Linked DNA regions of Homo sapiens: region 1 is linked to region 2. A link is an interaction called in ENCODE POLR2A ChIA-PET data of the cell type or tissue named here. Cell type or tissue: OCI-LY7. All regions are shown on one strand. Links, peaks and the distances in the headings refer to the core of each region. The heading gives the core; the rest is flanking DNA.

Region 1 (2,914 bases), core at 231-2,730, 400 kb before region 2:
GAGCTGAGATCACGCCACTGCACTCCAGCCTGGGCGACAGAGCGAGACTCTGTCTCAAAAAAAAAAAAAAAGTTAAAAAAAAAATCTTAAAGATGGTTTTCTTGTGAAATAAATTTAACTACCAGTTAGTATATGTAGGTTTGTTGTTTTACCTGTTTTCAACCAGATTCACATAGTACTTATATAGTGTTTATGAACTTTCCATATTCATTTTGAGGACACCAGATACAAAACTAAAAGCACTGGCCCTGCTTTGGGGTCCAAGAATAGAGGTGAAGGGTAAAAGGATCTGATGTGGCAAGCAGACTTCTGCTACAGACTGAAGAGGTGGGTCCTTGAGATTTCCAGTGAAATATGTACATCCGTGTTTATATAGCTGTTTTCTACCAAGATGGTATAATTCCTACTATGTGTACTTGCTCACTGGTTTCATTGCACACAAGAATACTACTGGGCAACCAAAACCAGGCGCAAATGTGTTGAGATGTTTAATGTGTTTCACATGATAGGAAAACAGCGAAAGAACACATATAAAGATCACATGCATAAAATACACATGGAGTTGGAAGGCGACGCCCAAGGGCTGAGAGACCTGGTATGTGAGCGTGAGTGTGTGTGATAAGGTTCTCATCCCTGCATACATGTGACATTCCTAGCCTTAGTAGAAAAACTTGGTTTAATAGTTTGAGCCTAGTATGGCAGACACATTTTAAAGGACAAAGCAGTATACTGGTAGTTATTACCATACAGCAGTGCTAGTTTTGTCTACATATTTATAGAAATGAGGATTAGCCAGAGCAGTTAAAACGATCTGGTTATCCCATATATTAACACATACTGGGTCTTGGATATACTATTTTATTTAATGTTTTAGTATCACCTAGGCTTTCCAGTTCAAGTACTTTTTGAAAACCTTTATCTCCTCATTGGAGTAGTTTTGCTATCCAGTTTTTGTGTTTGTTTTATTTGCCTCGTTCCATGCCTGAACTTTGTAGGTAGATACACATTATTCGAAACTATATCTAGATGCTCAAATTAAGATGGTGGATAGGAGGCAGGACTAGCTTGTATCTCCCATTCTGACAGACAGAGCAACATGTGGAGACTCACATCATGAACTTTTGCTACAATACAAGAACTACCACAGGAACAAACCAGGAAAGCCAAGAGAATCCACAGACCCTTTGAAGAAATTGGATCACCACTGCAGGTTCTCTGGGAGGCCTAAAAACTATGAGTCCATTTGCTTTCTCAAGGGGGAGGCTTGTGGTCTGGGGCAAAGTATCCACCCTGGTAACCGGCTACCTGGAAAAAGACTTGGTGATGTTGGGGAGGCATGATGGAAGTGAGACCAGCCTTTAAGACCACAGGTTGCATGGAAGCAAGGTAAGGTCTGTGACTGCCAGCTTTCCCCCACTTCCCTGGTGGCCTGTATGACTCAGCAGAGGCAGCCACAATCCCCCTGGGACTATAACTCCACTGGACTGGGAACCACACCCTCACCCCACCCCCCGCAACAGCAGCTGCAGCAAGCTCACCCAAGGAGAGGCTGAGACACCCCTATTCCTGCCCCCACCTCGTAGTCTTTCTCTAGCCATCCTGGTAGCCAAAGACAAAGGTCATAATCTCTTGGGAGCTCTATGGGCCTGCTCACTGCCTGAGAAACCTGAATACTTGACCAAGTGTCTCTAGGGCAAATGTGCATCCTCCCTGTAGCACCACAGCTGATATGCTCTTGAAAGTGCCAACTCCCAGCTGGAGGACAACCAACACAAAACCAGCACACTAAACAAAAACACAACCAAGGACCCTCACAGAGTCTACTTCACTCCCCAGCTACCTCCACCAGAGCAGGTACTAGTATCCACAGCTGCAAGACCTGAAAACGGATCACATCATAGGACTCTTTACAGACACTCGCCAGTACTAGCCTGGCACCTGGTAGCTCGACTGGGTGGCTAGACCCAGAAGAGCAAAAACAATCACTACAGTTTGGCACTCAGGAAGCCCCATTCCTAGGGGAAAGGGGAGAACACCACATCAAGGGAGAACCCCATGGGACAAAAGAATCTGAAAAGCAGCCCTTGAATCCCAGATCTTCCCTCTGACATAGTCTACCCAAATGAGAAGGAACCAGAAAAACAATTCTGGTAATATGACAAAACAAGGTTCTTTAACACCACCAAAAGATCGTACCAGCTCATCAGCAATGGATCCGAACAAAGACGAACTCTCTGAATTGCCAGAAAAAGAATTTAGAAGGTCAATTATTAAGCTAATCAAAGGAGGCACCAGAGAAAGCTGAAGTCCAACTTAAAGAAATCAAAAACATGATACAGGATATAAAAGGAAAATTCTTCAGTGAAATATATAGCATAAATAAAAAACAACCACAACTTCTGGAAATCAAGGACACACTTAGAGAAATGCCAAACGCACTGGGAAGTCTCAGCAATAGAATCGAACAAGCAGAAGAAAGAACTTCAGAGACAGAAGACAATGCTTTCGAATTAACCCAATCTGCCAAGATAAAGAAAAATTATTTTAAAAAAAATAAACAAAGCATCCGTGAAGGCTGGGTCTACGTTAAACATCCAAAGCTAAAAATAATTCGTGTTCCTGAGGAAGAAAAGAAATTTGAAAGTTTGGAAAACATATTTCAGGAAATAATCAAGGAAAACTTCCCCGGTCTTGCTAGAGATCTAGACATCCAAATCTCAAGAGGCTCAAAAATACCTGGGAAATTCATCATAAAAAGATGGCCCAGGCACATAGTCATCATTACCTAAAGTCAAGATGAAGGAAAGAATCTTAAGAGCTGTGGGGCAAAAGTATCAGGTAACCTATAAAGAAAAACCTATCAGATTAACAGTGTATCTTTCAGCAGAAACCCTACAAGCTAGAAGGGACTGGG
Region 2 (2,914 bases), core at 139-2,638:
GGCCTATGAGACTATAAGAAGCACATTAGAAAACTCTGTGAAAAGACAGGCATGAGAGCAGAAGCTCAAGGGGGAGGCAGGTTATTAGAGCCACCTTTGATAGTAGTGATTTTGAGCCAGACTTTGTGGACAGTGTTTTGATGGGGAAAGGGAAGAGAATGTAGGCTATGTGGGCAGCAGAGCAGCACTGGTTCAATGGGAGTGAACTAGGGGGAAGAGCTCATACATTTTCCTTTTTATACCAGTTGTTCTCACCTGGAGATTTTCCATTCCCAGTGGACATTTGGCAATGTCTGGAAATATTTTTGATTCTGCTGGGGTGTGGGGTGCCACTGACATCTAGTGGGTAGAGGTCAACCCACTACTGTTGTTAGTATGCTGCTAATAGGATGTTAGATGCTGCTAAACATCCTGCAGTGCACAGAAGAGTTCCCCAAAATAAAGAATTGTGCAGCCCGAAGGTCAATAGTTGAGAAACTATATAGGTTGAAAAGCCTGGACCTACACATATTTAGCACATTGAATTAGGGTTCTCCAGCGAAACAAAATCAATAGGTACAGAAAGGCAATGTGTGAGTGGCAGAGAGAGAGAGAGAGAGAGAGAGAGAGACTGTGTGTGTGTGTGTGTGTGTCTGTGTGTGTGTGTGTGTGTGTGTAGAGGAGGGGGGTGGAGAGGAGAGAAAGAGAGACTTCAAGAAATTGGTTCACGTAATTATGAGGGTTGACAAGTCCCAAATTTGCGGAGTAGGCCAACAAGTTGGAAATTCCAGCAGGAGTTGATGTTGCCATCTTAAGTCTGAAAGCAGAATTTCTTCTCCCTCAGGGGACCTCAGTCTTTTTCCTTAAGGCCTTCAGCTGATTGAATGAGGCCCACATGCATTACTGAGGGTAATCTACTGCACTTGAAATCTCCTGATTTAAATGTTAATCATATCTAAAAAACACCTTCACAGCAACACGGAGACTGGTGTTTGACTAAATAACTGGGCCCCACAGCCTAGCCAAAGGTTAAGCACCCTAACATATTACAACCATTTAACTTTCAAAACCCTGTGAGGCAAATTTAATCCTTGTTTTAAAGACAAAGGAAATAAAACTCAGAGAATAAATTTTCCCAGAGTTGCACAGTTAATAATACTAACAGTTAACATATTTTCACCACTTACTTTGAGCAGTGCTGTGTTAACAGCTCTAGGTTATCTCATTTAATCCAATTCAGGTAGCTACTAGTATTTTTATCAACTCCATTTGATAGATGAGAATGCTGAGGTACAGAAAGGCGATGTAAATTTTCCAGAGCCAAACGGTTTTTAAGCAACAGAGCAAGGGTTTTGAGGCCAGGCAGTCCGGCTTCAGAGTCCATACCCTAATCCATGGTCCTCACACTGGAACAAGCTTCAGACGGTATTTTTATCAACTCCATTTGATAGATGAGAATGCTGAGGTACAGAAAGGTGATGTAAATTTTCCAGAGCCAAACGGTTTTTAAGCAACAGAGCCAGGGTTTCGAAGCCAGGCAGTCTGGCTTCAGAGTCCATACCCTAACCTGTGATCCTCACACTGGAACAAGCCTCAGAATCGCCAGGAGGGCTAGACTGAAACACTGACAGCTGGGCCACAGCCCCAGAGACTCTGAATCAGTAGGTCATGGTGAGCCTCAGGATTTGCATATCAAACAATGTTCCAGGTGATGCTAATACGGAAGGGCTGAGGACAACACTTTGAGAACCACTCCTCTAAACCACTGTGCTGCCCTCTGCTGAGGAGGGGGACTGAGTTCGTGCAATCCTCAAAAATTCACTGAGCCCCTGCCATATACCAGGTGTTGGAGATAAAATAACAAGGCAGTCATGGTCCTTTCCCTCATGAACTTTTCCAGGGCCAGGAGGTTAAATTTATGTCAACAGAAAGAGATCTGGCTTTAATAGAGAACCTCACTAAGGACTACAGGTGCTCCCAGCAGGGGCCCCTTCTCTGGGTGTGGACCAGGAAAGATACCTCAGAAAAAGCAGATGACTAAGCTGAGGAGAAGACTTGAAGGAGAAGCAGAAATTAAACAGGTGATTGTAATGAGGTGAGGCAGCATGTCCAAGGCAGGGAGATCAGCATGTATCTGGAAAGGCCCAGAGGGGACAGAAGAGCTTAAGCAGTTCAGCAAGCTAAGTCACAATAGGTTGCCTGTGTCTCCCTGGCATATCATCATACAATCTGCACAATACATTTTCTGTGCTCCATTTTCCTCATCTGTATACTAGGGATGAAAATACCATATTTCCTGAATTCAGAGTGAACATTTCCACTCCACCCTGATTTTAACATGCATGAAATCAGGATGTGTGTTACTAGAGATTTGTACACTTCCTGCTTTTTTTTTTTTTTTTTTTACATTTCCTGCTGTGTTTTTGTACATTTCCTGCTGTGTTTTTCCCCCCTTCATTGAAAGCTATTGGTCAACTGATGATCTCTCAGAATTAAGAAAAGATGGAGTCATTTTGCCTTGCCTATCTCCTAGGGCAAAGAGAATAAGGGGCTATCAAATGAGATTGAGGCCCAGAGTGGCTCTCAGCCCAGGCTGCACCTTGGCATCACCTGGGGATGTTGCCCAGGCTGGAGTGCAGTGGCGGCATGATCTCAGCTCACTGCAAGCTCCAGCTCCCGGGTTCACGCCATTCTCGTGCCTCAGCCTCCCAAGTTGCTGGGACTACAGGTGTCCACCACACCTGGCTAATTTTTTATAGTTTTAGGAGAGAGAGGGTTATGCAACGTGTCAGCCAGGATGGTTTCGATCTTCCGACCTTGTGATCCACCTGCCTACGGCCTCCCAAAGTGCTGGGATTACAGGCGTGAGCCACTGCTCCCGGCTTACCTGGGGAGCTTTTTAAGTCTATCAGTGCCTCAGTCCCATCCCCAGTGA

The links. Peaks named below come from ENCODE experiments on the same cell type or tissue, not always from the same donor. Only the 100,000 strongest peaks of a DNase experiment are listed, where the experiment ranks them.
Region 1: POLR2A ChIA-PET joins it to region 2 with 6 read pairs; 1 of 35 experiments calls an interaction of 5 or more read pairs at or near these places.

Annotation. Positions count from the first base shown.
Region 1 is chr3:130,924,401-130,927,314 of GRCh38, reverse strand. All of the region lies in intron 2 of ATP2C1 (ATPase secretory pathway Ca2+ transporting 1), which reads right to left. Among named protein-coding and RNA genes, the nearest start is that of ATP2C1, 32 kb to the right of the region's middle. In OCI-LY7, for the core only: no CTCF peak of the experiment used is centred there; a DNase peak (open chromatin) is centred at 1,474; H3K4me3 peaks cover 582 bases.
Region 2 is chr3:130,528,758-130,531,671 of GRCh38, reverse strand. All of the region lies in intron 1 of COL6A6 (collagen type VI alpha 6 chain), which reads right to left. Among named protein-coding and RNA genes, the nearest start is that of COL6A6, 13 kb to the right of the region's middle. In OCI-LY7, for the core only: CTCF peaks have their summits at 1,578 and 1,780 (motif pointing left); a DNase peak (open chromatin) is centred at 1,681; H3K4me3 peaks cover 403 bases.